Linked DNA regions of Homo sapiens: regions 2, 3 and 4 are each linked to region 1. The links are chromatin contacts, found by Hi-C or POLR2A ChIA-PET in ENCODE. All regions are on one chromosome and are shown on one strand. Each heading gives the region's core, a stretch centred on a gene start or an enhancer-like site at or near the end of the contact. The rest is flanking DNA. Distances are from core to core; before and after follow the strand shown. Region 1 holds the start of TIMM21 (translocase of inner mitochondrial membrane 21). Region 2 overlaps MBP (myelin basic protein). Region 3 overlaps MBP (myelin basic protein). Region 4 holds the start of ZNF236 (zinc finger protein 236).

Evidence for each region. A loop is a pair of places that touch in the nucleus more often than their neighbours do. ChIA-PET counts read pairs that join two places held with the same protein, here RNA polymerase II (POLR2A). Pooled maps may share reads with other maps.
Region 2: a loop to region 1 is called in a pooled map, with 6 times the contacts of the local background. The contact joins the enhancer-like site here to the promoter of TIMM21 in region 1. A Hi-C loop is called at or near these places in 3 of 50 pooled maps.
Region 3: a loop to region 1 is called in a map of CD8-positive, alpha-beta T cell, with 10 times the contacts of the local background. The contact joins the enhancer-like site here to the promoter of TIMM21 in region 1. A Hi-C loop is called at or near these places in 3 of 168 maps with a recorded cell type or tissue (CD4-positive, alpha-beta memory T cell, CD8-positive, alpha-beta T cell and ascending aorta), 2 of 37 single-sample maps with no recorded cell type and 12 of 50 pooled maps.
Region 4: a map of naive thymus-derived CD4-positive, alpha-beta T cell shows a loop between it and region 1 (26-fold over the local background). The contact joins the promoter of ZNF236 here to the promoter of TIMM21 in region 1. A Hi-C loop is called at or near these places in 3 of 168 maps with a recorded cell type or tissue (aorta and naive thymus-derived CD4-positive, alpha-beta T cell), 3 of 37 single-sample maps with no recorded cell type and 16 of 50 pooled maps. POLR2A ChIA-PET finds 5 or more read pairs at or near these places in 1 of 52 experiments (HEK293).

The regions. Positions count from the first base shown.
Region 1 is chr18:74,144,698-74,151,961 of GRCh38, forward strand. TIMM21 (translocase of inner mitochondrial membrane 21) reads left to right here and starts at 3,826. Exons shown (of 6, transcript NM_014177.3): 1 at 3,826-4,412. The coding sequence starts at 4,112. FBXO15 (F-box protein 15) reads right to left here and starts at 3,137. Exons shown (of 10, transcript NM_001142958.2): 1 at 2,973-3,137. The coding sequence starts at 3,088. RefSeq lists a silencer at 2,867-3,016 and enhancers at 3,707-3,826, 3,857-3,906, 3,987-4,076, 5,820-7,019.
Region 2 is chr18:77,076,052-77,083,315 of GRCh38, forward strand. All of the region lies in intron 2 of MBP (myelin basic protein), which reads right to left. Among named protein-coding and RNA genes, the nearest start is that of MBP, 53 kb to the right of the region's middle. RefSeq lists an enhancer at 4,205-4,254. Within about 2 kb of position 4,425, at least 10 of the 41 ENCODE cell types and tissues checked have a DNase peak (open chromatin) inside an H3K27ac peak, as active enhancers do.
Region 3 is chr18:77,057,495-77,064,758 of GRCh38, forward strand. The region is part of intron 3 of MBP (myelin basic protein); the gene reads right to left. Among named protein-coding and RNA genes, the nearest start is that of MBP, 72 kb to the right of the region's middle. RefSeq lists enhancers at 1,096-1,729, 5,720-5,809, 7,225-7,264. Within about 2 kb of position 5,965, at least 20 of the 41 ENCODE cell types and tissues checked have a DNase peak (open chromatin) inside an H3K27ac peak, as active enhancers do; they include CD8-positive, alpha-beta T cell, where a contact is called at or near this core.
Region 4 is chr18:76,818,371-76,825,634 of GRCh38, forward strand. It overlaps ZNF236 (zinc finger protein 236), which reads left to right and starts at 4,187. Exons shown (of 31, transcript NM_001306089.2): 1 at 4,187-4,292. The coding sequence starts at 4,238. ZNF236-DT (ZNF236 divergent transcript) reads right to left here and starts at 3,925. Exons shown (of 3, transcript NR_040024.1): 1 at 3,646-3,925. RefSeq lists silencers at 1,992-2,071, 3,769-3,958, 4,079-4,818 and enhancers at 3,469-3,548, 3,589-3,698.

The DNA of each region.
Region 1 (7,264 bases), core at 2,576-5,075:
GTTAAATTATTTAACATTTTCCCCAAAGCCTTTGTGTTGATTTTGCAGACAAAGAAGATGCTCTATGTGTTCCCCACCCACTACAACTACTCGTTTGAGAAGCACAGCGCCAGGGTGCTTAGATGTTTCAAGAATACATACTGGCTTAATCCACCACCAAGTTCTTACTGAAAACCTTAACTTGTGTGTCCCGAATTTATGAAAGATTACTGTGAAAACACCAGTGAAATAAAGTCACCTGTTTTGTAAACATATATGCATATAAAATATATGTAAATAAAATGATCTTAGTAAGTTCCTCAAAGTCATGCTGTAACTCTCCCCACTCAAAGATAGTTTTAAATAACGATTAAGCAAATAAATCCTGTTTGGTACTAGTTATTTTTTTTAAGTACCAAATGCTTTTCCCTAATCTGAAACCCTAATTCAGTAACGAATGGATATGCCTCTATCTTTGGCTAAAACATTTAACAGGGCTTAGTTAGTTCAATTCTACAAATACTTCTTAATCATATACTCTGCACAAGGTAATGTGTAAGTGCTTTAAGACATTTCATCCTTTATTTAATTGGAATATGAAGGCTATTTTATTACAAACATGTTTTCACACTTTTAAAACGTCAAAGCTTATTTCTTGCTGTTTTGTTTTTTCACAATTAAAATGGATCTCATAGAGTCCCTCATTTCAGTTTACAAGGCTAAGGCTCTAACAAGGCAACTAAAGAAACTTAAGGTCCCAAGCTAGAAGCAAAGACAGTCTCTGAGACGCCCATCTCCTTAATGTCCTGTCAGAGCTCTCTGTACCATGTCTTACATGAGACCATACATCTTATCAGTGTACCTTTTAACACTATTGGAAACACATTTCTATTTATCCATAAAATAAACCAACTGCACTTTTTTTTTTTTTTTTTTTTTGCGACAGAGTCTGGCTCTGTCGCCCAGGCTGGAGTGCAGTGGCGCTATCTCGGCTCACTGCAAGCTCCGCCTCCTGGGTTCACGCCATTCTCCTGCCTCAGCCTCCTGAGTACCTGAGCCTACAGGCGCCCGCCACCATGCCGGGCTAATTTTTTTGTATTTTTAGTAGAGACGGGGTTTCACAGTGTTAGCCAGGATGGTCTCGATCTCCTCACCTCCAGATCTGCCCGCCTCCGCCTCCCAAAGTGCTGGGATCACAGGCGTGAGCCACTGCACCCGGCCCCAATTGCACATTTTTAAGGTCCACATAATTAACAAATCAGCAAGTTCTATTTATGTTTTTATGCGAATCTATACGTCTACAAGGTTAAGTGTAGACATACACTGATACATTTAGCAAGATAAATTTAGTTTGAAAACACTTTTTTTCAAGTGACAGGTTTTTGTCTGATAGCTTTCAATAAGTCCAATATTTTAAAAACCTAATGACTGTGCTTCATTTTAAATATCTGGCAAATCAAATAAATTACAGCAGGTACAAATTAAGCCAACTTAATACGCTTTCTGCTACACTTCTTACAGTTTGTGATATTTATACATATTCACATTTTGTGTTAAAAGGGAACACTGATTCCTTAACAACATCTAATTTTCCACAGCGATATATTAAAATAACCACCTGCTTTGACCATAGTCAATCATTCTATTTTTAGCAGCGGACTTTTCTTTACCAAAAATAATGCATACATTTCCAAATCAGCTTGAAATGCAGGTTCCCATGCCAGGCATAATGACAGGCCCTCTAATTATATCAATCCAGGAAGTTCACTCAACTTACAAAGGATAAAAGATTCATCATATAAAAATCATTCTGCTTCCCCCTAATAGAGCACTATGTAAAGACTAATTTTAGTAATAGCAGCAAATTGATTAAAAGTTCAAGTTTCCTATTTAAATTCCTGCTTTTTCTCCTACATAAAAGAATTTTTGCAGGCATTGTCACCATTCTATTTGTGACAAGGCTTGTGGTATGTCTAGCATTATAGGTATTCAATTAAGAACTATTATCACAGCACTAAGCAACAGGGCTGGGCTTCTGAAAACAGGTAAGTGGAAGTAATGGAGACCTAGAGAGGACACAGGACATAGTTCTGGAGATTCAGGGGGAAAAAACAAGTAGTTCAACTAGTATGTAATAGACTCCCTTTGTGTGCTTAAACATAGACCATTGGTTTATTAGAAGGCAAAATATGCATGACTTTCCCTATTTATAAATCAAGGAGTCTTACAAGCAGAAAGATAATCCTCAAGAATGTAAACCATTCTTGGCATTATCCCTCCATCTGTAAACTAACTGCAGTGATGGGTACACAGCTAGGGAACAGCTCACGATATAATGAGAGGGATTTCATAAGGTACCATTATGCATGCTGATACTTCTGATGCACTGGCTCATTTTACTTCTTCACGCTGAAGATGCTTCTGGAAAGCAGATGAGCAAGACCTGGCAATGTAGATGGCAACTTAGCCTTGACGTTGGAGGTGCAGAAAGTGCTGCCCCCCACCCGCCAGACCAACCTGCCTGCCCGAGGTATCTGCTTGGGGGATGAGGGTGTCAACTGATAAGGTTTTGATGAACAGACTCTACTTCCCTAAGTTGTAAGGTCATGAAAAACACGAAGGGAGATTCTTGGTTACAGAAGAGCGAAAATACGAAGGCAGGGGCGGAGCACACGTGAATTTAGGGCACGCATCCCGGAGAAACGACCTCTTGGACCTGCACCTGTCCTGGCAGGTGCGCGCATCCCCGGCCACAGGCGCCGCAAGAAAAAATATTTCCCCGAGAGGCTACTCTATTTGTGTCATAACTTAGGGTACCCCACGTTGCAGGGTAGAAAGGATTTCCTCCGGTCGTTCTTCCATACCCTTCTCACGTTGAAGACGGCCACGGGCCTTGCGCCAAGCTGGACGAATAAAATACACGGTGAAGAGAGCGGGGCCGCGCAGTGACGGGCTTCCCGCCAGGGGACCCCACCCGCAGGCCCTACAGTCACCTGCACCCAAAGGCCCTGGCGCGCCCCCGGGCCGCGCCACCGCCCCTGCTGGGCCCGCGCAGCGTCTGGAGGCCGAGCCAGTGCTGCTGCAAGATCCGACCGCGTCCAGTCGCCATAGAGACAAGGAGTTCACCACAGGACCGCGCCAGGGCTGAAACGAAGAGTGCACGCACCGCCCCCACGCCCGCACGTCGCCACACCCCTTATGCGCATGCGCGCGTGAGCAAAAGTAACGGTATGCCCACCCTTGCGCAGACGGCACCGCGCCAGACACCCGCTCACAGAGCGGGCTTCTAGAAACTTCCGGGCCTCGGCTTCCTTACCCACCCCTAACATTCTGCCGCCTAGGGCGCCAAGCCAAGTTCGCGGCTTAACCATTTAGGAAACCGGTGCCTGCTTTGCAGCGGCCTCGTTCATCCCCACTTGCTGACTCTTTATTGTCCAGTTTTTCTGAAAACACAGTAAAACGCAAAAACTAAATCATTTGCCCACGCGGAATTGGCAAGACCACAGTCCAAGGGGGTATTTCCCACTGTGCACAGTCCTCTCTATAAGGATCAGGAAAACACGTAGATTGTAACTGCTAATTTGGCTTTTGCAAGTCCCGCCTGAACCACGTAGGGTGGGTGGTACCAATTCCCCCACCAACACCCCACTTTCCGCCGCTCCAGGGACGCGCAGCGTCTGCGCCGACGCTGGGCGCGGAGGCGTCTGGGGGCGCGGGAAGGACCTGCGCCGTGCTCTGGCCGCCTTGAATTGTGGGAGATGTAGTCTCTTTTGCGCGCCTCTTTGCCGTATCCCAGTTAAGAGCGAGGTTTTCAAACTACTATTCCCAGGAAGACGGGGGTTTCCCAGGTGACTTTGCGAAGGCATGGCGGGGACACTGTGAATGTCAGCCCAGAAGGTGATCAGAGCCTGTTAATTAAAATGGAAAGAAGACAGAAGGGAAGGTAGACATCAGGTTCTCCCTGGAGACTTTTCGTTTTCATTTACGCTGCGGAAACTGACGTTTTTGCCTAACACCCCATGTAATGTAAACGTATAGGCTTGAGTACGTGTCCGGCCGCATGTGTAGTGAACCCTAAAGCTTTCCTAATTGTAGTTAGCATCGTCCCTAAGCGGAACGATTTTCCGTGAACATGATTTGTACTTTTCTACGAGCCGTACAGTATACGGAGAAGCTGCACAGGTCCTCGGCAAAGCGATTGCTTTTGCCATACATCGTGCTTAACAAAGCGTGCTTGAAGACTGAGCCCAGTTTGAGATGTGGGCTTCAATATCAAAAGAAAACGCTGCGACCTAGATGTATTCTTGGAGTCACCCAGAAAACCATCTGGACGCAGGGACCGAGCCCCCGAAAAGCAAAGGAGGATGGCAGCAAACAAGTGTCTGTGCACAGGAGTCAGAGAGGGGGAACCGCCGTCCCAACATCACAAAAAGGTAAAAAGGAGTACTTTAATGATTGGGCTTTCAACAGACATGACAAGAGCTGCCAATGCCCTTTTATACCAAGTTCACTGCTAAAGGTGAAAAAGCAATTCACATGAATTTTTAAAAACCGTTTAAACATAATTTAGAACTAGAACATATAGATCTACAGTTTTCTTCACAGATTGGAACTCAGATGTGAAAGTTGATCTTGAATTTGATATAACTTTTTTTCATTATGTTTGGGAAATTTTTCTCAAGTTATATTGGCTCTGTTACATATAATAAAGAGTAATTGGATAGGATAAAAAGAGAGAGAGAGAGATTATTGACTCATAACTGGTAGGGAAAACTTTCACATGTTACCTGCAGTAATAGAAAAACATAAAATAGGGAGGATGGAATGTAAGTTGTCAGGGAAAGTCAGAGATGTATTCACAGATATTTTAAGATTTTTTTTTAATGTCTTCATTTCGCATGTGATTTGTAGGAAAAAAAAAGACAAAGCAATTTAGACCGCCATGATTATACCACACGAAGATGACTATTTTTAACATTTTGCACTTTCATACACATACCTTTTAATAATTTTTAACCCAAAAAATTGGATCATACCAATTGTTTTAGAGTCTGCTGACTATGCCAAAAACCTAGCTTTTCATTCATACTAGTTCAGCACGAAGGAACAACCTGTATGCAGAGGTGAAAGGCATAGAAGTGGCAAACAGCATGTGCATCAGGTCATCTGGCTCAGGCAACAGTGCTCATGCTTGCACTGCACACCAGGCCTGCTTAGGGACCCCTTCCCTCATCTGCACCCCATTCAGACGTGACAGTCCTTGTGGCTGAGTGAATTGATGGGAGCAACATTCCCAAATATGGAATATGCTGCGTCCAGAATTCAAACAGGCCTATGAAGCATTGTGGTAGGAGGTATAGGGTACAATTGTCTTTTACTTGGGAGGGCATGTCTTGGCACGCCCCAGTGTAGCCCCACGAGGTCGGCTCATGTGTTGATGAGCCTCTGCATCTTTGTTGGACCCACCTCTCACACTTGCAGCTTCTCTGACCAAGCCTTCTAACACACTTGCCACTTGTTACTTATGGGCTCTAACATGATGGCATAAATATAGTAGACAAATGTGATATTCTCCTGAATGTCCAGAACAGCATTATTCAAATAAAACTTTCTGCATAGAAATGTCCTATATCTGTGCTGTCCATTTGGGTAGTTCCTGGCCACTTGTAGCTATTTTGAGCACTTGAAATGTTGCTAAAACTTGTGACTGAAGAACTGAATTGATTTAATTTTAATTAATTTAAAATTGAACTGAAATAGCCATGAGTGGCAAGTGGCTACTGTATTAGACAGCCCAGGTCCAGAAGGTTTCAGTCCCTTAAGACTGTTATGATAGAGGGTGAGAGAATTAGCAAATCCTGGGCAGGATCATAAACATACACTGTTATTATCTGTTTCATGTTACTACAGACTACTGCTGCTGCTTCTGAATAGAAGGCGTTCTTCAAAGCAATGGCCAATACCATGAGATTGTGTTAATGCATTCCCCTGTAAAGTTACCATTTGTGGTATTACATGTGTACCCCGGCTGCCACTTGGTTGAGTTTGCAGTTAACCACTGTCATTCTCCAGCACCTATTTGTGTTTTGTAAAGGAAGACTGGTAAATTACAAGGGACCGTGATGGGGATCGCCATGCCTGTATCTAAGGTCTCTAAGAATACTCTGCCATTCCCCATAGATGTGATATCATTTTTAATTTCCTATCTTGGTCACCGAAAGGGCAGCTTCAGGGGCTTCCATTTGACTTTTCCCACTGCGATGGCTCTTAACCCACTTCCAAAGGAACTAAAGTGGGAGTTATTGTTGCCAGTTACTCAGTACATCCCCTTGATTTATACATTTGGAAATCACAGAAATTATTGCCAGGTAAGTCCCTGGACCCACCTGTGAGCTTCTTACATCCGGTGATGGAGGGCGGTCAGGGGGTCATCATGACTCTTTGGGTCCTTGGGTATCACTGTCAGCACAGACTATGTCCAAGTTGATAACTGTAGGTCCTTTTGGTGAAGGACGGGGGGAGTCAGTTACATACGCTTTCCTTCAGTAAATGCGTTCCAGGTCTGAAAACTGGTTCAGGTCCAGAAACTGGGGCAATGTTCAGGACTTTGCATTAGAGCAGCTGCCTTCAGCCTCAGGAATCATCTGTAGTTAATTTCTCATGACTGTGTAATTCAGAAGTAGCCTTGTCCGCTGCCCTTGTGTCTTCCCTTTGGAAACACTGTGTTCTAGTCATCAACTCTGTTGCTTTCTGTAGGTCAGACACTCCCGACTGCCACTCCAGCCTTGCCATTAGTTATGATGGTTGCACCCACCTTGGCTTCTGTTTAACACCCCAGCCTGGTCTCTGCTTCATAATTCTTTCATCTCCATTTCTGTCAGGGCATCCTGCTCTATAAAGATGTAACTGTGGCTTCCTTGTGGCTTTGGTACACAGTGTCCTCCTGTCCCTCCTAAGAACATAGTCAGCTGGTGGGTTTTCGGGCTTTATATCTTATATCTATGGTAGCATCCCCATTCTTGGAGGCTGTTGAGCCTTTCGTCCAGTTTGCCATGGCTGTTCTGTCACTTTTACTTAATGTGGACCATCACTGTCTCGAAGTTTCCAGGAGCAGACCTAGCCAGCTGCATATCAGTTCCCAGGGTGCTTGCCTGGTTGCTAAATTCATCACAGGAGCGTGCCCCATGCTGATCAACTCTCAGCTGGTTTTGTGTTCTGTGCCCTTGACACACCACCCTTAAGAAGCAGTGGTGTCTATGTTCCCCCCCCCCCCGGGGGGACCTCC
Region 2 (7,264 bases), core at 3,175-5,674, 2.9 Mb after region 1:
GAGTGTGAGTTACGGAATGGCAGTGACGGTTTATGCTATTCAACTGACAGCCTGTGATTCAGAATCCACTGCCTGCCTCTCAGTGTGATGCATGAAAGAGGGCTGCTGGGTTTGGACACTTGTCCCACGGAGAAGTGAGCCCGTTTCCCTTTCCTGGAATTGGACTGGCGCTGGTGGTCCTGCTAACACAGTGGGGTGGGTTTGGCACTATGCTGGCACTTGGCCTGACCTTGATGAGGACCAGCCACTTCCACCGTGGCCTCTTGAGTCAACAGGTGGGCCGTTTGAGTGCCCCACAGGGGAGTCCACCTGGGGAGGCTCTGAGGCCACATGGAGAGGGGAGCCCAGTAGGGCAGTTTTTCAGCAGCTTCCCCTGGCCCAGCTGCACCTGCAGAGGGCTTGGGCCATGCCAAGGCCTCAGCTGCCCTCTGAGAGCATCGAGGCGGCACCGTCGCTGCTGAGTCCTGCCTGAATTCCAGCTCACAAAATCCTGAGACCTAATGAAGCTGCTGCTGCTTCAGTGCTGAGGTTTGGAATCATTTGTTCTGTAGCAATGCAAAGCAGGAACGACTGTGCCAGCGGCTGTTTCATGTCCTTCCACTCTTCCTGACCTTCCACAGAGCAGTTATTAAATATATTGGTGACCACTCAAGTTAAAAACATGTTCAATGATTCTTGAAAAAAGGGCCACTCACATAAACTTTTGAGTATGAGGTTAAACACACACCTGATTCCAGCAAGTAGGCACGAAAACCACCAGGAGAAGCTCAAGCTCCCAGACCACAGGGACCAGTGCTGAGAGCATTCTGGAGCCAGGCGCCGAGGCACCAATCCCAACCCCACCCTTAATAGCTTTGCGATCAAGGGCAAGTGGCTTAGTGTCTCTGTGCCTCTGTTTCCTTGTTTGTACAAGAGTGAGAATAATAGTACCTCTTATTGTTATCAGGAAGATGAAGAGAGTTAATATTTATAAAGTGCCTGGCACAGAATTAGTGCCGTGTGTTTGGTATAAAATTAAAATAAAACAGGCCAGGTGTGGTGGCTCATACCTGTAATCCCAGCACTTTGGGAGGTTGAGGCGGGAGGATCACCCGAGGTCAGGAGTTCAAGACCAGCCTGGCCAACATGGTGAAACCCTGTCACTACTAAAAATACAAAAAATTAGCTGGGCGTGGTGGTGGGCACCTGTAATCCTGGCTACTCGGGAGGCTGAGGCAGGAGAATTGCTTGAACCTGGGAAGCGGAGGTTGCAGTGAGCACTGCAGGCTGCACTCCAGCCAGGGCAACAAGAGTGAGACTCCGTCGCAAAAAAAAAAAAAAAAAAATTAAAACAATTCTTTTCTTGATCCTTCTTCTGAAAATACTTTCCCCTGCAAACTAGTGTCCAAGGCTGGCACCTACACTAGGTGACTCCCAGGCCCTCACTGCATTCTAAACCATTTCCCCAAAATGTCTGGGTAGATGACAAGGCAAATAACTCTAGACACCTGTTAAAGAAAAGACACAGCATAGCCCTGTGGTGGGGCAGGGTCCTTGCTTGGACTGGGTTTTGCTGAGGGATTTAAGTCCGTGACTCCTCGATGCTGGGCCGGCCCGGGGCGGTGGCCTCAGAAGGGCCTGCAGAGCTGTCCTGCACCCACGAGATTCTTGCTTCCTGGTCTACACTCTCACAGGTGACTCTCAGCACAGTTAGGACTCGGAACTACTCATTAGGGTAATCCCAGAAAAACATGTCACAAAACTAACAATTTTCTTTGGAAAATAAGGCACATTATAGAATCTAAACTTAACCAGGATCACCAAGGGAGGATTGCTATTTTAATTCGGGGAGAGTGCAGGTCTTATATTTGCCAATTTCTAGACTGAGGTCAAGAGACAGGTAATGGAACCATCCCTGTGGAGGGATTATCCCCGGGCCATCCTCCCGAGAGCTGCACCCCCCTGCCCCGGCCTCTCCAGGGAGGGCTGACTGCAGACCCACGTGCCCGCCATGGGCCTCCTTATCTCCCAGCCCCAGCAGCTGAAGGACAGTCACCTGCTCTAACAGTGGAAGATGCATTTTCATGGCTAATCCCAAACCAACCCTCAAACCCTCTCATCTGTCTTGTGATGTGTCTCAACATCTTACGTGTTCAGGAGATGCGCTCATGCTGTGTGAGTCACTTTCCAGGTCATAAAGCAACACAGCCACATGGCAAACGGCATCTTCCGAGGGGCTGAAAGCTGCTTTTTGTCTACCTTCCTACCTCCACTTTCAACCGCCACGTTCCCTCCCTGTCATTCTACCACCCGCTCTCCCAGGTTTCTTGCTGTCTGATTACCCAATTCCCAGGAATGAAGGAAGTTTTTAATATTCTGAAGCTGCTCTTCAGCCCTTCCCGTAAGTCCTCCTGTGACAACTTCTGGAGAAGGGAGTAGAAAGAAGGTTCATGTCAAAAACTGCTCATCAGCTCCAGCTCCAGCAGAAGATCCCATAAAGTTGTTTACTGCTCTCACTATCTTTGCGTTCAGCCAGAATCAGGAAATTCGAAGCCGTCTTCCCATGAGGATATGGCTGGAGCCTGGAGAACTCATTTCTCTGGAAGTTGTCACATGAGGACTTGAGCTGTGGACTGAAGAGCAACTCCAGAGTTGGAGAGAGCAGATCCGCAGAGTGGGGGCACATTCCTGACAGGTGAGTTCCATCCCGTGCCCTGTGCTGGGGCTCTGCTCCTCTCTCCTGTCTTGGCTGGCAGGGGCTGCCCCTGGGGTCGGGTGGACTCCACCAATGAGGATGCCCCAATCCTGTGCTCTGGTCCCTGCCTGTGACCCAGTGGAGCTGGGAGCCCCAGGCGGGCTCAGCACTGGGACTCCAGGAGCCTGGCTGTGCCCTGGGCACTCCTGCCCAGCACCCTCCCAAGACTGTGGCTCCATGAGCCCAGGGATGAGTCAGGCGCTCAGCCATCACTGAGCCCAGCAGGAGAGGAGACTTGAAAGCAGGAGTGTCCCACAGGAGGGCACATCATCCCCAGCCCTGACAAACGACCAACCCTTTGAGTCCCCAGCCTCAAGGCTGCAGAGTTGGCAGAAAGAAGGAGACGGTTCCAACGTGCTCAGAGTGGCTGGTAAAGGGTCTTTCGGACCAGGGGTAGCAGGCCTAGGACTATTTCTCTGAGAAGAGGACATCACCCAAGAGCAGCCACCTGGTACACTAAGGTTGGAGGGACGCTGAGCTCTTAACCCTGATGGGCAGATGGCAGTGCCCAGGCAGGCAGTGGCACCTGGCGGGCACTGGGCAGTACCACCCATGGCCACGGCCACTGTGGGGGAGCAGGGCTTAGGGCAAAGCTCAAACATGTAGGTTTGGAGATAAATAGAACAAGTCAGTTTCTCACCAGGACATACAATGTTTAGGGAGAATTATGGAATCTCTCAAAGGTAAATTCTCTCACTTTGCATTTCCTTACTGGGTAATGAGATTGCGCATATTTTCATGTGCTAATTGGCTATCTGTATCTCTTCAGAGGTAAGCAGGAAGAAGAATAATAAATATTATAATAGCACACACACAGTTTATTTGCTTGCTGATATTTCAGTTCTGCAATATTATTCTTATTCCTATAAATAATAAATATTATTCCTATTCCTTCATTTAGGAATATTAAAAACTTCCTTGATTTCTTTATCTCTCAAAGGTAAATTCTCTCTCTCGCTTTCTCTAGTTCTCTTTTTAAGAAGCAAATATTCCTTCCACACTCAGAATAAATTCAGGTTCTGTGTGGGTTGGTTGTATATACAATTTAGTTTAAATTCATATGTCACTGTTCTTCAATTAAATCTCAGAATAGGGGAGGAGAAGCACCTTACAGCAACCGGTACTGCAACTCTCTCCGGGATTGAACGGTTCTTCACCAACTAGAGTGCAAGAAGCGAGAATCAAGTCTACTAGTATTTTATGTGGATGGAAAAAAACGCATGTTTTTTAAACCTAAATCTGGTGATAAACTGTATTTGAAATCCTTTAAGAACTGAAGTATCAGCCCAGGAATAAACTGTGTGTGTGCTGTCATAAAAATAGTTCTTATAACCTTGCAAACTTATTGGTCAGCATTTTTTGTTTCTTTAAAAAAAAATCATAGTTTTATTCTTGCTCTAGACTGGATTTCCATAAGTAATAAAAGATGCTAGTAAAACACGGAAAGCTTTTAGGAGCAGAGGACAGAATATGAAGGAAAATGAAAATAAGAATTGCACAAACAGGCTCATTTCAAAGGCATCCCCTTTCTCTGCAGAATCAGAACAGGATGCGGACGGTAAGGCTTGAGGGCAGCCCGGAGGCTGTCCCAGCCACACTGGGCTCCTCACCTGGGGCCCTGCTGGCATCTGGGGTGGATGATTGTTTGTTGTGAGGCAGAGGCTGCCCTGCGTGGCGGGGTGTTTGGCCTCCACCCACTAGATGCTGGTAGCATACCCTGCGTTGACAACCAGACCGTCTGCAGGCATTGGCAGATGTCCCGTAGGGGCAAATCACACCTCATTAACGGCCCTTGGTCTAGACACAGGAGTACTAGAGAGGAAGTGAAAGCTGCCAATCCATTTCCTAGTATACTTGGTGGCATCACAGTTTTCATAAACACACTTTTTATATTTTATTTATTATTTATTTTTTTTATGATGAAGTCTCACTCTCTCACCCAGGCTGGAGTGCAGTGGTACAATCTCAGCTCACTGCAACCTCTGCCTCCTGGGTTCGAGCAATTCTCCTGCCTCAGCCTCCCGAGTAGCTGGATTACAGGTGCTCGCCACCACGCCCAGCTAACTGTTGTATTTTTAGTAGAGACAGGGTTTCACCATGTTGGCCAGGCTGGTCTCGAACTCCTGACCTCAAGTGATTCACCCGCCTCAACCTCCCAAAGTGCTGGGACTACAGGCGTGAGTCACTGCCCCCAGCCAAGACACTTTTTTTTAATCAAAACTCTACTTTTAACAAACTGTAGAAATGATCCCTGAAAGTATAGTCTTAAAACTCAACTTTTAAAACAATAATTTGAAAGAAGGGACAACACTCAGGAGTAGAGACTGACTGGAGGTGGGAAGTTACCTCAGTCCTTAAAACAAGTGCCTCCTGGGCGGCAGCTCTTAGAGATGACACGGAAGCATGAACAATGGAAGAAACCACAGATCAGTGAGACTATTAACATGGAGAACCTTTGACACTGTCGAGAAAGGGACAGACAACCCGGAGAAGTGGTGAAAATATTTGCAAATCACATCTGACAAAGATCATGTATCCAGAATATGTAAAGAATTCCTACAACTCAACAACAAAAAGACAAAAACCCAAGTTCGAAAGATGGGGAAAAAATTTGAATAGACATTTCTTTAAAAAAGATACACAAATGACCAGTTAGCACATGAAAAAATGCTCAACGTTATTACGCAGTAAGGAAATGCAAATCAAACCACCATGAGATACCACCTATAGGATGGCTAGAATCAAAAAGACTAATGGCAGCTGCTGGTGAGGATGTGGTGAAGTTGGAATTCATGTACATTGCTAGTGGGAAGTAAGTGGACTCTGTGGAAGGAAGTTTGGCAGTTCCTCAAAAACTGAAACATAAAGTTACCACATGACCCACAACTCCACTCCTAAGAATACACCCAAGAGAAATAAAAACAGATGTCCACACAGAGCTTATACAGGGATTTTCATAGCAGCATATATATATATATATATACACACACACACACACACACACACACGTATATATATATGCACACACATATATACACACACACACACACACACACATATATATATATATATTTTTTTTTTTTTGAGACGGAGTCTCGCTCTGTCGCACAGGCTGGAGTGCAGTGGCATGATCTTGGCTCACTGCAAGCTCTGCCTCCCGGGTTCACGCCATTCTCCTGCCTCAGCCTCCCAAGTAGCTGGGACTACAGGTGCCCGCCACAACGCCTGGCTAATTTTTTTGTATTTTTAGTAGAGACGGGGTTTCACTGTGTTAGCCGGGATGGTTTCGATCTCCTGACCTTGTGATCCGCCCGCCTCGGCCTCCCAAAGTGCTGGGATTACAGGCGTGAGCCACTGCGCCCGGCCCATAGCAGCATATTTTATAATAGCCGCAAGGTAGAAACTACCTAAATGTCCATCAACTAGTCAATGAATAAATAAAATATGAGATAGTCCTACAGTGGGATATTATTCAGCAATAAAAAGGAATGAAGGACTGGTACGTGCTACACCATGGATGAGCCTTGAAAGCATTACACTACGTGAAAGAAGCCACTCGCAAAAACCCGCCTTTTCATGTAAGATTCCATAAGTATGAAAAGTCCAGAACAGGCACATTATAGACACTGAGAGTACATTAGTTGTTATCTTGGGTTGGGGAATAGGATGAGGTCGGGTGGGGTTGGGCAGTGGCTGCTCATAGGTATGGAGTTTCTTTCAGGGCTGACAAAAATGTATTAAAATCAGATTGTGGTGATGGTTGCACAATCCTGTGAATGTACTGAAAGCATGGACATGTACACACCAGTGCGCACCCAATAGCCAGGACCCAGTGAGATGCTGACTGGGCATGCGGCTCAGGGAAGAACCATGAAGGACGAAGAATCCTTCCTCCCTGCAGCAGCTGGACCAGGTGGTCTAGGGGACGCCATGTGGCTCAGAAGGATGAGGAATCCTTCCTCCCTGCAGCAGCAGCTGGACCAGGTGGTCTGGGGGACGCCATGTGGCTCAGAAGGATGAAGAATCCTTCCTCCCTGCAGCAGCTGGCTGTCATAGGTGGTCTAGGGAATGCCATGTGGTTCAGTGCCAGGATCCCAGACTGGTTTTGAAATGTGGGGAATTAACATTTAAGGAGACTAACTATTCTCTTTAACTAATTGCTAGTCTGGCTATTCTGCTTCGGGATAGAGTATTTTTTTTTTTTCTTGAGACACAGTCTTGTTCCGTCACCCAGGCTAGAGTGAAGTGGCACAATCTTAGCTCACTGCAACTCCACCTCCTGGATTTGAACGATTCTCATGCCTCAGCCCCCCGAGTAGCTGGGACCACCATGCCCTGCTAAGATTTTTTTTCCTATTTTTAGTAAAAACAGGGTTTTGCCACGTTGGCCAGGCTGGTCTTGAACTCCTGACCTCAAGTGATCTGCCCGCCTTGGCCTCCCAATGTGCTGGGCTTACAGACGTGAGCCATCATGCCCCACCTAGAGTGGTTATTTGAATGGGTTTATGAGTAAAGGTTCAGTAAATACTT
Region 3 (7,264 bases), core at 4,715-7,214, 2.9 Mb after region 1:
CTAGCACCGAATATTCCCACGGAAAGGCCGTGCAGTGATTATCTCTAAGGACAAGGACTGTGTGTGAAGAAGGACAAGGAGAGAGGAGCTCCCGCGACTGCCAGGTCCAAATGGAATTTTACATCGGAAATGACAGCTACTTACTAAAGTCTTGTAGCTTAGTTTACTAACCTGGATGCATTAAATACACACATCATTTGAAAAATAGCATCTCAAAAAATGATTTTCTCATAGCCGTTTCTTGGAAACAAATTTAAACAAAGATGCAATGATTTAAAAAACCGCTACACGAAAATTCTGAAGGGGGACACCTGAGGAAGGCGGGGAGTGTTTTTTTTTTTTTTTTTTTTGAGACGGAGTCTCGCTCTGTTGCCCAGGCTGGAGTGCAGTGGTGCGATCTCGGCTCACTGCAAGCTCCGCCTCCCGGGTTCACGCCATTCTCCTGCCTCAGCCTCCCGAGTAGCTGGGACTACAGGCGCCCGCCACTACGCCCGGCTAATTTTTTGTATTTTTTTTTTTAATAGAGACGGGGTTTCACCGTGTTAGCCAGGATGGTGTCGATCTCCTGACCTCGTGTTCCGCCCGCCTCGGCCTCCCAAAGTGCTGGGATTACAGGCGTGAGCGGGGAGTGTTTTTTAAGTTCGGCAGAGGACACCCAGGGCTGCACCGGCTCTTCAGGGACCCTCCGGGGAGAAGAGGCATCCCCTCCCCAGCCCTGGACGTCCACCTCAGGGGCGGTGGGGATGCGGGGATGCGGGGATGCCGAGCGCTCCCAGGCTGGGTCACAGCAGGCAGTGGCTCCGCTCTGGCTTCGACTCTCAGGACCCACCTGGGACCCCTGCTCCACGCTGCGGGGAGGCCAAACCTGGAGAACCCAGGGCACCAGTTCAGGCTGACAGCCCGGCCGGACCCAGCCAACGCCCCGCACAGCTCGCCAGCCACGGGAGGGAGCGGCCTCCGGCAGACCCCAGCCCCAGGCACGACCCCAGGCCCGGGCACGACCCCAGCCCCCACCGGCTGATGCGACGCCCACAGGGGACGAGCTGTTCCAGCACCACCCCCGCCCCCGCGTGCAGAATCCTGAGCAACAGAAACAGCACTTTAAGAAACGAAATCGTGGACGCACTTGGAACACGGCCGCAGTGACTGGAATGGTGCCCAGAGCCATTTTAATCTGGAACAGACTGGGGACCAAGTCTCAAGCTCCAGGCCTGTGGGGTCAAGCAGCTTATTCCGTGGAGGGAGGAAAGTCGCAGGGGACCTGGAGGCCCTGGAGATGGGGGCTCCTCGGCCGGCCGACTGCAGCCTGGAGAAGGCCACTGCCAGGCCTTTAGTTTCCAGAGACGCTGCAGTTCAACATTTTCCGGGGAAAGTTTACCGTTTCCAAATGTCATCAAAATTAAAAGAAAACACCTCCACCATATGGACATAACGAGACCTGCCTGAGGGCCACCACATCCAGCCCTAGCCCACCAACTTACAACCCCCTGAGGCTGCCCCAAGATGGAAGCGTGCTGGGGAAATAGGCATATTCAGCCACGGGAAGGGCAGTTCGCCAGCACGAGTTCGGGGAAAATAATTTAGCCGTCTCACTTACTTTGACTGAAGCCTATTAAAACAATTAAAAGAAAGAAAAAACCCTACTGAAATCAAAGTGCCAACTGTAGCATGGTTTCTAGTAGCAAACTTGAGACAACCAAAATGAAAAGCAATAGAGGAATGATATTACTGTTCAATCATATGGAATATTAAGGAGCTATTTTAAAAGGATAATACAGGATCGCTAAACAGCCTAGAAAAATGTTGTTGGTTGAAAGATCAGAATTCAAAATGGAAAATGGGACAGTTATGTCAGGTAGTTGAATTATTTTTTAGTTCATCAATTAATCCCATTAATTAATTTTAATTATTAATTCAATTTGCTGCTTTATTAATTATAATGAATTTAAATTATAATAATTTAATTTTATAAAGTAGTCACTAATTATTTATAATTAATTTAATTCTAATGATAATAATTTAACCTTAATTACATTATTAAAATTAAAATTAATTAATTTTTATCTAATTAATCAAATTTGACATATGTGTAACACTATAAATAAATATATTTTTGCTTAAAAAATCAGGGGAATATTATTACAAGTAAAAATACACCAAGATGCAAAAGCAGACATGGATCTTGAGAAGCCATTTGGTATGTCCACTTCAGTGCTAAGTGCTTCCACCTGGTGGCCAATTCAAATAAAAATAGGGGCCAGCACAGATAAGAGATGCACCGCCTTCAAGAGGCTTGCATTTGTGGAAGAAAAAACACACCAAGTATGCAAATGCAATAACCAAAAGGCCAATGTGAAGGACATGAAATAAGGCAGTGGGATAAAGAAGTGTGGCATGGGAGACAGGCGGGCTTCTTGGTTAGATATGACAGGAACAGCCTCTTAGAAAAGTGATGTAAAGTAAAAATAAAGGCCCTAGCCCTCCAGGCAAGACGGAATAGACTCTTTGTGGCAATAAGATAGCAAATTATGGGCTGGGCGTGGTGGCTCATGCCTGTAATCCAGCACTTTGGGAGGCTGAGGCCCTCGTTCCATGTCCTTCTATGTTAAACCATCCCCCAAATGGTGTGAAGTCCCCAGAATGGCTGGCCCCGCCATTTCTCTATTTTGTTTTCTCTAACCTCCTGCCCTCTCTCTTCCACCTCCAGTATATGGCACGGCACATTGGAGGTGCTCAAAAATGATTTAATAAATGAATGGAGAAAGCACATAGGCAGGACATCCTAGTACCAATGATGAATGAGTGTTTATGGCAGATGTGACCCAGGTCCTCAGAGGCACATGAAAAATGCTAATGAACGGCAGCACTCATTATTCACTGTATGAACGTGGCTTCAAGCAGTAGAGATGTTAAAGCATCCTGTAATGGAGTATAACTGTTTTCTCTCTCTCTCCTTTTTTTTTTTTTTTTTTTTATGAGGCGGAGTTTTGCTCTTGTTGCCCAGGCTGGAGTGCAGTGGTGTGATCTCAGCTCACTGCAACCTCTGCCTCCTGGGTTCAAGGAATTCTGCCTCAGCCTTCCAAGTAGCCAGGATTACAGGTGTGCACTACTACATCCAGCTAATTTTGTATTTTTTGGTAGAGATGTGGTTTCCCCGTGTTGGTCAGGCTGGTCTCGAACTCCTGGCCTCAGGTGATCCACCTGCCTCAGCCTCCCAAAGTGCTGGGATTATAGGCATGAGCCATCATACCCGGCCAAATTGTTCTCTCAATGGGCCCTTGCAACAATTCTTGAGGGTCAATAGGAAACCCTGTTTTCTGGAGGAGGAAACAGGCACAGAGAGATGAAGTCGCACCCCCAGTTGCATTGAGAGTTGATGGCAGAGCCAATGGTCACACCTGCCTGTTTCCCAGGTGGAGTCTGTCTTCTCTTGAGGCTGCCGCTGACCCTCAATGGAACACAGGCACGCAGTGCCTCAGCAACCAGCCGCTCAGAACTCCTCCTGGGCCTTTCTCAGAGCCTGGGACCTGGAACTTTGTGCTATGAAATGCCTATCAAAGTCCTGGCTCTGGGAAGGGACCCCAAGTTCTTGTAATTCTGTCTGTGGATCATAGCAGGTCCTCTGATGGCTAGACACAGGGATCATAGGCTCTTGGCTTGCAATGCGGAAGATTCATGTTGCACCACTGGCCCTTACTGAATTCTATTACAATAAATAACTATACAAAACTAATCTCCACATGTGCTATAAAAATACCTTGAGGTCGTTGACTACCATGTGACTCTTTGTCTGTGATAAAAATTTAAGCAGGAAAAATTCTTAGTATTTGTTAAACAAAGCTCTGTATGCTTCAAAAAATGTCTGCAGTCTTCTCTCTGAAAATACTAGCCAATGTTTACTGAGTACTGTGAGGAGATGGGAGAGTCCCACACGTGCACATGTGTTGTTTCTTACTCACAGGTCATTTTATGATTACCCCTACTTACGTATGGGGAAACCAAGACACAAACAGAGGAGTTCATTGCTAAAAGCACACAGCTAAAAGGTGGTAGGGCTCTACCACCTGCTGTGTAAAATGAGAGACTTCAGGCTGGCCGGGGTCCCCTTCCACTTGGGCAGCTGGGCAGCTCAGAGTGAAACGGGCGGCTCCCTGCAGCCATTGTCACATGGTTGATGTGTTTGTGGTCTTCCTTCACTTCATCTAGACTTCTCAATTTTATTTACATTTTACTGTTTCCTGGTGTTTTTTCCTACTGTCAGCTAACTCAAGCTTTATAAAATAAAGAAGAGTGAAAACACGCACACACCAATATATGTACTTAAATGTTTCTGGGATGAATACTTTTTAAATAAACATTAAACACAGATATTTCTATCTCCATTGTCTGAGCAATGAAGTTGTGAATGTTTTCCTCATGACTCTTCATGGGGGTTTGCCCTTACATGCTGTGCACACAGGACTTGGCCCTGTGAAGTGGACGCAGTGAACACAGACGCGGGCTGGTGACGTTTTCACGGTAGGACATCCATCCTCTGTGGCACATGTGGAGTGAACTAGCTTACACATGACACGGAGTCCACATCCCTCCAGCCCTGTCTTTGAGATGCCTGTCCTGGCTGAGAGGAACCACAGTCAGTCACCGGGGCAGTAGTGCCCTCTTTTGGCCACTCCTCTCCTCCCTTAGTATAATTTAGGGAGACCTAAGACTTCGCTCACCTCAACTGAATTGCCTGCCTTTAGTTTAGCCCCACGATTAGTCAACTCTGGCGGGAGAAGAGGTGGAGACTGACTCCTGCCTTCCTTCCCGCCTGGTTTCTAAGGAGGAGGACAGTGTGTGCACTACCTGTGGGTGTGTGGGTCAGAAAACGCTTAGCAGCAACTGGTCTACTGAAAAATGGCCTGCTTCCCCAAAGCTTGGACAACGCCCAGTTCTCTAGGTTGTCGTGCCTTAGAGTGTTTTCTTCCTCCTTTTGTAACTAGGCAAAACAGTCTTAAGCATAACCAGAAAGCTGTCGAAAAAAAAAAAACAAATCACAGAAGATATTTGAAAGTGTGCTCTAACGAGTTATTTACTTAGATTGAAAACAATCCTTTGGTGAGATTTTTACCAGAACATGAAGGGCAAATAAAACTTCAAAGTGGATTGCTAAGAGAATGACTGGCTTTGGCCTTCACAGAGACGAGGAGGAAGGCTGCGTGGTTTTAGTTGTCTGTTTGTGGTTTTGAGCACTCAATGTGTGAACCATAGCAATAGCACCTGTGCCAGAGTCAGCACCTGGCACAAACTTCTCAATGCGCCAATCAGTCTTAACTCGGGGACTCTCTTATCAGCTGAAATACAACACTATTGCCTTTCGACGTTCACAGAGATCTTAGGTATGCGTGTCCTGCAGAGTGGTTAGCTAAGGATGATGGCTTTCTGCCCATTTCTCACATTCCTCGCTCATTCTTCTGATGCGTGGATGAAACGGCTGCCAAGAACCTAGAGATGACCATCACACGATCACGGTGACTTGTGCTCACGGGACATCAGGAATGGTTTCCCAACGTACTGATGGGATTTACTATCATGTCAAGGAAAGACCTTTTCCTAAAGTAGGTGGGAGCTGCTGCTCTCATTTAGAGTCACTTTATACATTACAATTTTAAAAGAAATTGCATATATGCCTCCAAGGTTATACAGCCAAGACTAATAGCCAAGATTATTTTAGTTTCTTTTCCTTCAGCACTCTGCGCCTTTAGAGTAGAGTTCTGTGTGCCCCAGGAAAGGGTCAGGCATGGGAAATTATTAAGGTCAATAGCAAAAGCCCCACAGTTCAACAGGCCCTTCCAGGTCGGCATCACTTGGGATTGTTGCTGCTAAATAATGCGTGCAGAGGCCTCCTGGGCCAGCCTCCCCTAGGGTGGATGAAATGAGGATGCCTGGACCACAAGCTCCTCCCACTTCCCCCTTGGTTTTGACTCAACCTGAATCAGGCATCAGCTGCAAAGGCCTGAAGGTGACTCTTGAGAACTGCTTCCTCGGCACACTCACGGGCAGAAAGGCTTGGAATGTGGGAGCTAAGTTCATTCGGCAGATATGCGAGCCTTGCTCCGGTGTCCAAGGACCTGGGAACACCTCAGTAAACACAACAGGCAGAAGTATTGCTCTTCCTATCAAAACACAACCCACGTTTGTGAAATGATGGAAATATTCTGCATTTCCATCATTTCCAGTAGTTTTCACATTCAATCCTAGGTAATAACTCTCTAAACTCAGTATCTCTTGGAAAAGATTAAGGAGGGCTGCGTTTGGAAGGGCTTCAGGAATGATATCATCTTGATAGCGTAAGGAAAGGGCTAAGTATAGAAGACCTTTTTATGTTATATTGTATCCATGCTGTATATATACCTATACATATGTGTGTGTGTGTGTGTGTGTGTGTGTATGTGTGTATTTGATGGTAACAGAACCGCTGCCATCGTTACGAATAATCTCAAAAGCAATTAGCTAGGGGAATAATGATAAAGATGATGTTTGCTTAAAAAAACAGTAGGCTTAGCCAAAATCATTCTAGAACTCACTTTTATTTATGTGTAAAACCTAAATTTGGACATTTGTCTTCGTGCTTTTCTATTACGTCTTTATATATGTAGCTGAAATGTATGAGTAAAGAGATCATCTAAATGAATTTTTATTCTAGAGTTTTATAGGCAGATTTATTCTTAAAACCATCAAGGCTGGGACATCCCATTCAAACTCATAGATTGTCTATTCTACGAAACCCTAAGTGTTCTCCAGAGTGCACGCTGCTGCTCCTAGTCATGGACGCGGCTGCCTTCAACTCCTTCCTCTTCTTCCTCTGCCACTGAGGATGGAAACCCCAGTACCTGAAGGCGGTGAGTTATGCTCAGACATGCCTCCAAGAAAATTCCTATAAAGAGCATAATAAAGTATGCAGAAATCAGCAGAGCACTGAGTCCCTTTTGCACTTGCCTATCTCCTTTCTAGTAAAGGAGTCCTCATTGCTTTCAGTCTCTGGGCCTTTGAGTTATGTTGATTTTCATGGACGCTTAAGATATTGAAACAGTCGGTAGCACTAAATCTGTTTTATGTGTGTTTGCTCAAGAAGGATGGAATTGTAGAAAAGAAAGGACTTTTGAAAAAGAGCAAGTTAATCACGAACAAAAAAAATCGGCATAAATTATCTTGTCTAACAGCTGAAATATAAAGAAAGGCCTTTCCATAAATAAGCAAAGATCATGCTAGGGAATGTGGCCAG
Region 4 (7,264 bases), core at 2,937-5,436, 2.7 Mb after region 1:
TCCGCCTCCTGGGTTTGAGCGATTCTCCTGCCTCAGCCTCCGGAGTAGCTGGGACTACAGGCATGCGCCACAATGCCTGGCTAATTTTTGTATTTGTAGTAGAAACAGGGTCTCACCACGCTGGCCAGGCTCGTCTCGAACTCCTGACCTCATGATTTGCCTGCCTCGGCCTCCCAAAGTGTAGGGATTACAGGTGTGAGCCACAGTGCCCGGCCTCCAACACATGTTTAATTAAACTCTAGTAGGTTAGAAGAGAGATATTTGGGCAGAAGCAGTATTTGAATATATAATAGCCAAGAATTTTCCAAAATTGAAGACATACAACAATCCAGACACTCAGTAAGTCTAATCAATTCCCAATAAGACGAATAAAAAGGCATATACATCCAGATAAACTATAGTAAAATTGAAGAAAATTGAAGACAGAGAAACACTTAAACGCAGTCAGAGGAAAATATTTATTTCAAAAAACAGCAGAAAATATGGATGCACATAACAGTGGAGTTACATCATTAATGTGTTGAAAGAAACGAGCTGACAACCTAGAATTCCATACTCAGAAAAAATATTTTTTAAGAATAAAAATTAAATACAAATATTTTCAGACAAACACAACTGAGATGATCAGCAGACCTCCTCTAAAGGAAATAATAGTAGGGGTACTTCAGGTGGAAGGGAAATGACCCTAGAAAGTCACAGAAGGATAAAACACAATGATAGTGGCATATATGTGGGCCATCAAAATGAACATCAACAGTACTGTGTCTTGTGAAGTTTTAAATACAGAAATAACTAAAATATCCAATAAACTGTTTTAGCATTGTCTGGGAAGAGGAAAAAATACTAATTTACATTAGACATTGATAAGTCAAGAACGCATGTTATAATCTCAAGTGTACCACTAAAAGCTATTTATATGTATAAATCAGCTATATATATGCAAATATACATAGCTTTATACATAAATATATGTAATATAGTGTATATATAAAATACTCATATATATAAAAATATATATAAAGCTTTTTTGAGACAGTCTCACTCTGTCACCCAGGCTGGAGTTCAGTGATACAATCTCAGCTCACAGCAACCTCCCAGGCTCAAGTGATCCTCTCCCCTCAGCCTCCTGAGTAGCTGGGACCACAGACACACGTCACCATACCTGGCCGTTTTTTTGTATTTTTGATAGAGATGGGGTTTTGCCATGTCGCCCAGGCTGGTCATGAACTCCTGAGCTCAAGCAACCCACCCACCCTGGCCTCCCAAAGTGCCGGGATTACAGGTGTGATCCACCTCGCTGGAATGCAGTGACGCTGTCTCTGCCTACTGCACTCGCTGCCTCCTGGGCTCGAGTGATCCTCCCACCTCAGCACCCCAAGTAGCTGGGACTATAGGTGCTCACCACTATGCCCAGCTAATTTTTTGTAGAGATGGGGTTTCACCATTTAATTTAATTTAAAAATTACTGATAATTTTTAAACATCAGTAATCCAAAAGAAAGCAAGAAAGGCGTAAAGAACATAAAACATATGAGTCAAATGGAAAGTGTGAAAAGACATCTTTACATGTAAAAATATCAGTACTTTGCATAAATGTACCAAATGATCTAGCTCTTAAATTTTGCTGTACATCGTCAAATTACCTGCAGATCTTAAAAAACAACAATAACGAAACACCAATGCATGGTTCCCATTCCTGTCAGATTTATGGATGTGAGGTATGAACAGGGCATTGGGACTTTTAAAAGCTTTCCAGATCATTCTAAAGTGCAGCAAATTTGGGAGCCACCACTCTCATTCAAGATAAAGATTATCAAATTGGATTTAAAAAAAAATACTTGGCCAGGTCCGGTGGCTCATGCCTGTAATCTCAGCACTTTGGGAAGCCAGGTAAACTCAGGAGATTGACACTAGCCTGGGCAAAATGGTGAAACCCCATGTCCACAAAAAATTAGCTAGGCATAGTGGTGAGCACCTACAGTCCCAGCTACTTGGGGTGCTGAGGTGGGAGGATCACTTGAGCCGGGGAGGCAGAGAGTGCAGTAGGCAGAGACAGCGTCACCGCATTCCAGCCGGGGCAACAGAGCCTGACCCTGTCTTAAAAACAAACAAACAAACAAACATCATACACACACACTTCTTTTTTTGAGACGGAGTCTCGCTCTGTCGCCCAGGCTGGAGTGCAGTGGCGGGATCTCGGCTCACTGCAAGCTCCGCCTCCCGGGTTCACGCCATTCTCCTGCCTCAGCCTCCCGAGTAGCTGGGAATACAGACGCCCGCCACCACGCCCGGCCAAGTTTTTTTTTTTTTTTTTTTTGTATTTTTAGTAGGGATGGGGTTTCACCGTGTTAGCCAGGATGGTCTCAATCTCCTGACCTCGTAATCCGCCCGCCTCGGCCTCTCAAAGTGCTGGCATTACAGGCGTGAGCCACCGCGCCCGGCCACACACACACTTCTTAAACTCACTTAACTCTAAAGGTACACACAGGAAAGAAAGCTGGTGGTGTTATTTACATATGAGGCAAAGTTGACAATAGCAAGCATTATTAGAAATAAAGAGGAACATTTCACAATTGGAAATATTCAAAAGAGCTGGAATACATTTGTCTTATTTAAGGCATAGAGAGAAGACTCGCATGGCTGTAGACAAAACTGATTGGAGGATGACCAGGTACTAGGCTGTATCTGTAATCTAGGTGAGAGAGCATGGCTCAGGGGTAATATACGTGGGAATGGCTTGGATTTGGTTTATATATTGGAGCTAGATCTTTGATGAGATTGAGTGAAGGCTGCAGTGGGAAAGGGTAAGCAAGAATGACTCCTAGACACCGCTCAGCAATAAAAAGCACTTAAAATATTTATCAATATATAGATGAATTCCAACATAATTATGCTCAATGAACAGCCCCCACTTCCCTAAAGATTACGTGCGATACAATTCCATTTATATAAAACACCAAGAAAAACAGGTTGGGCACAGTGGCTCACATCTGCAATCCCAACACTTTGGGAGGCTGAGGCAGAGGGTCAATTGAAGCTAGGAGTTCCAGAGCAGGCTGGGCAACACAGAGAGACCCCATATGTTTAAAAAAAAACAAAAAGCTAGACATGGCGGTCCTCACCTGCAGTCTCAGCTACTCGGGAGGCTGAAGCAGTTGGATTGCTTAAGGGCAGGAGTTTGAGGCTACAGTGGGTCCCGATCGTGTCACTGCACTCCCGCCTGGGTGACAGAGCAAGCGAGACCCAGTCTGTATAAAAAGATATTTAAAAACTCCAGGAAATTCAAACTATAGTGACAAAAAGCAGATGGGTGGGAGGGGGAGGAGGGAAGGAGGGAGAGAGGAAAGGGTTACAGAGAGACGGGAGGAACATCTTCACTGTTGATTGTGATGATGGTTTCACAGTGTATACATGTGTCAAGATGTATCAAACTGCACACTTTAATTTGCGCCACTGCACTCCAGCCCAGGTGACAGAGTAAGGTCGCTTTCCCCGGGCTCGGCCGGCCTCTCCACCCGGCGCTCGGGTGCTGCGCTGCCTGTTCCTGTTGCCACTTCGTGTAAGTTAGCGCAGGCAACAACACACAAGACCAGCACACGTGAAATGGTCCATTTTAATGCACTGCCCCCAGGGAAAGGAACATTACCGGCTTCTGGCCATGTCGTCTTCCCAGTCCCAGATGGCGGTTCCGGGTTTGGGCTCCGAGGCCCTTCGCAGCACTAGGGCGGCGCGAGTAGGGCCGCCCTCCGAGCCATGCTGCGGTCCGAGGTGACGCGCGCACGCGAGTTCGCGGACACGCACGAGACGCCCGGGCCACGGAGGCGCGGGGCTGGCCCAGGGTCCCCGCCAGGCCGAGCTCTAGGGCTGCCGGCCCGGCCCGGTGACCCCCGCGCTCCCCTCCGTCCGCTAAGGCCCCGCGGCGCCGCGCATGCGCCCCGCCGCCGCCCCCGCCCCCACCGCGCCCGCGCCCGCGCCCAACGCCCCCACCGCGGCCCGCGGGCCATGGAACCTGCCAAGGCCGGCGCGGTTCGAGCGCTCCGGTGCGCGCGTTCAGGCGCCTTTCCCCCGTGAGCCCGGCGGCGCTCGGACCGGGCCGCCCGCCGCCGGGCAGCTCCGCCCGCCTCTAGCGCCGGCTGGGCGCGCCCCCGCCCCGGTGCCCGCGCGTGCGCGCCCCCGCCGCCGCGTGTGAGTGTGAGTGTGAGTGTGAGTGGGTGTGGGTGCGAGCCGGGCCGCCGACGATGCCGCGGGGCCGCCCCCCGAAGCCCAGGGAGAGCAAGGCGCGCGGCGACTCCGGTAAGGCCCGCGGCCGCGCCCTCGCGCCCCGCCGGCGGCCGGTGCGGGGCCCGCGCCCTGCCAGTCCCCGGATGCGGCGCGGGGGGCGCCGGGAGCGGCGGGGCGGGGGCGGGGGCCGCGCAGACCCGGGCCGCCGCCGCCGCCGACTGGCCGGGCGGGCCGCAGCGCGGGCGGAATGATACGGGCGAGTCGCCGCCCGGCCCCTCCGCGCGCTGGGCCTACTTTCCTGGGCCGGGCGGCGGCTGAGGCGGGAGGCGGGAGGCGGGTGAGGGAGCAGGCGGCCGCCTCCTGCGCGCGCCCTGCCCCCGCTGGCCCTGCCGCGGCCCGCGCTGAACTTGAGGGAAAGTGGCCGCCCCGTGTTCCGTCCCGGGGCCGGAGGGCCGCGGGGCGCGCTGGGGAGGCGGCCTGGCCAGAGCCCGGGCCTGCGGATACCGCGCCCCGGGCTCCTCCCGGACGGCGCCCCCGCCCGACCCTGCGCGGCGCCGGCTGCCCCGGGGACGTTGGGCTCGGCCCACAGGGAGGCCGTGGAGCGCGGGGTCGTGCACACAGTAGGCGCCAGCGTTGTCCGGGAAGCGCAGGGTCGTGCACACAGTGTGCTCCAGTGTTATCTGGGGCGCGCTGTGGGGCGTGCATACAGTAGGCGCCATTGTGATCCGGGAACTTGAACCCTGAGCCTCTGCAGACGCTGTGGGTAGTGCATACAGTAGGCGCCATTGTGATCCGGGGGGCTGGAACCCTGGGCATCTGGAGAGCGCTGTGGGTCGTGCAAACAGTAGGCACCATTGTGATCCGGGTAGCTTGAACCTGGAGCTTCTGGAGAGCGCTGTGGGTCGTGCATACAGTAGGCATCAGTGTTATGTGGGGAGCGCTAGATCGTGCACACAGTAGGCGTCAGGAAGTGTTTTCCCCAGTAATTTATTCTCCATGGTACTTTGCTAAAGTCATGAAATAACTCAGATTTTGTTTTCCAAGGAAGGAGAAAGGCCCAGAATTTAAGAGCAGGCAGACACACAACCGGGCACCCCCAGACCCTGGCCCTTCCAGCAGTCAGGAATTGACTTGCCTTCCAAAGCCCCAGCCCGGAGCTTGAGGAACGGACTTTCCTGCGCAGGGGGATCGGGGCGCACTCGCCGGTGCCGCGGTTCCCAGGTCGAGGGCAGTGGGGTAGGGGGCGCCGCGCTTTTTCTCGCGGGCGCCGTGGTTCCCGTGCGGCCTTGGACGCGAGTCTCCCCCTGCAGGCCTGGTCCCTGGTCCTGGTCACCCGTGCAACTGGAGCGGCGCTCCGCGTTTGGAAAGGGTTTTGAAGGGGGTTCTAAGGGGGAGTGGGCGCCTAGGACTCCCTATGGGAGTCGGTGGGTTATACCTTGACTGCCGTTGATTTTTATTTAACTGTTTAGCTTAGTGACTCAAGTGTTCCCCTTTTCTTGGGGATGAGTAAACTGAGGCTCATTAAAGAGCTTGTGACCAAACAACACAGGTGCCCCAGAGAAAGGTCGGGCCTGGAAACTACAAAGGATTGTGTTAATTTTGTGTTTAGGAAGAAAGAGGTAATGGGTAGGAATCAATGTAAACTTATTCATAGGCCACACCAAACCAGGAATTCTTGTCGTGATTGCACTTGGTAGAGTTAACACACGTGCACATTACGGAAACGTTGGTGACCAACAGGCGTTTCAGCGAGCTTTCGCACACCTCATGGGCCTTTGTGGGCTGCTGGAGAGATGTTGGCTGCACCATGACCCAGGTATGCAGATTTGTAGTTGGATAACAGCAGTGCTCAGAATTTTGATTAATGGTTGATGGTGTCTGGCCTTTAAGGAAGTCTTTGTTGCCTCTCCCGCTTTTGAGTTTTGGCCTTGACCTTATTTCGTTAGTTTAATTGTTTTGTTAGTATGCCATCTGCCAAAAATAATGTAAGGTGCAGTGTCTCAGTTACTTGGAAGAAGGCTTAGGATAGAGAAAGAATGTAAAATTTCCACGGCCACAGGCGGGGCACCCATTCCCCCAGTATCCCCATCTCACCGATGGTATCCCTGTCCACCTGGTGTTTCACCCTCAGGCCTCAAGAATTATTCTATTTCTTTTATCCCCCAACACACTTCCTAATTTAGTGTTGCAGCTTCTACCTCGGGAATGTATTTCCAGTGGGCCCTCCTCTTTCCATCTCCAGAGATACCCTCTGACCCAGCCTCCCTCTCCGGGCTGGAGAGCTGCAGGAGCCCCCTTCCTGGGCCCTGCTAGTCCTGGGCTCCTGTAAATAAATCTGTCACTTGTCAGCGTGGATGAACTTGTTAAATGTAAATCAGATGGCTACACCCTGATTAAAAGCGTGCATTGGCTTCCTCATCCCTTTAACAGAAACCCATTCCTCCAGGATCCTGTTGATCGGGCCTTGTCTGACTCTTCTCTCTTTCCTTGCTCTGGCATGCAGTCTTTTGTGTTCCTTGATGCCACATTAGTTTTTGTCTTAGGGCATTTGCCATTTCCTAGTCTGAGAAGCACTTTTTGCTAGTCTTGTGGCTCCAAGTGATTTAGCGTCTTCAGAGAGGCCTTCCTCAAACCTGCTTAAAAGTTACCTTTCCCTTCTGAACACCAGTCCTCCTGTAGCAAAGTGGTTCTCAAACTGTGGTTCCTGGACCCCTGGGGGTTCCCTGAGATGTTTTCAGGCTTCTGTAAGGTAAATATCATAGACTAAGACTGTTAGGCTTTTTCACTCTGTTAATTTTTGCACTAATTGTACAAAAGCAGTTGTTGGCACAACTGCTGACATCTTAGCACGAATCTAGGTGGTGGTGGCGGTGCCTAAGAGTGAGGCTGTATTACCTTCATGTATCACAGTCAAGAAGAACAGGTTGCACCAGAGAAAATGCAGAATAGATATGACAATCCAACTGTCTTCTGTTAATCGAGACATTACAAAGATTTGTAAAAATGAAAACCATTCTTAACTATTTTTGGGGAAGACATATTTT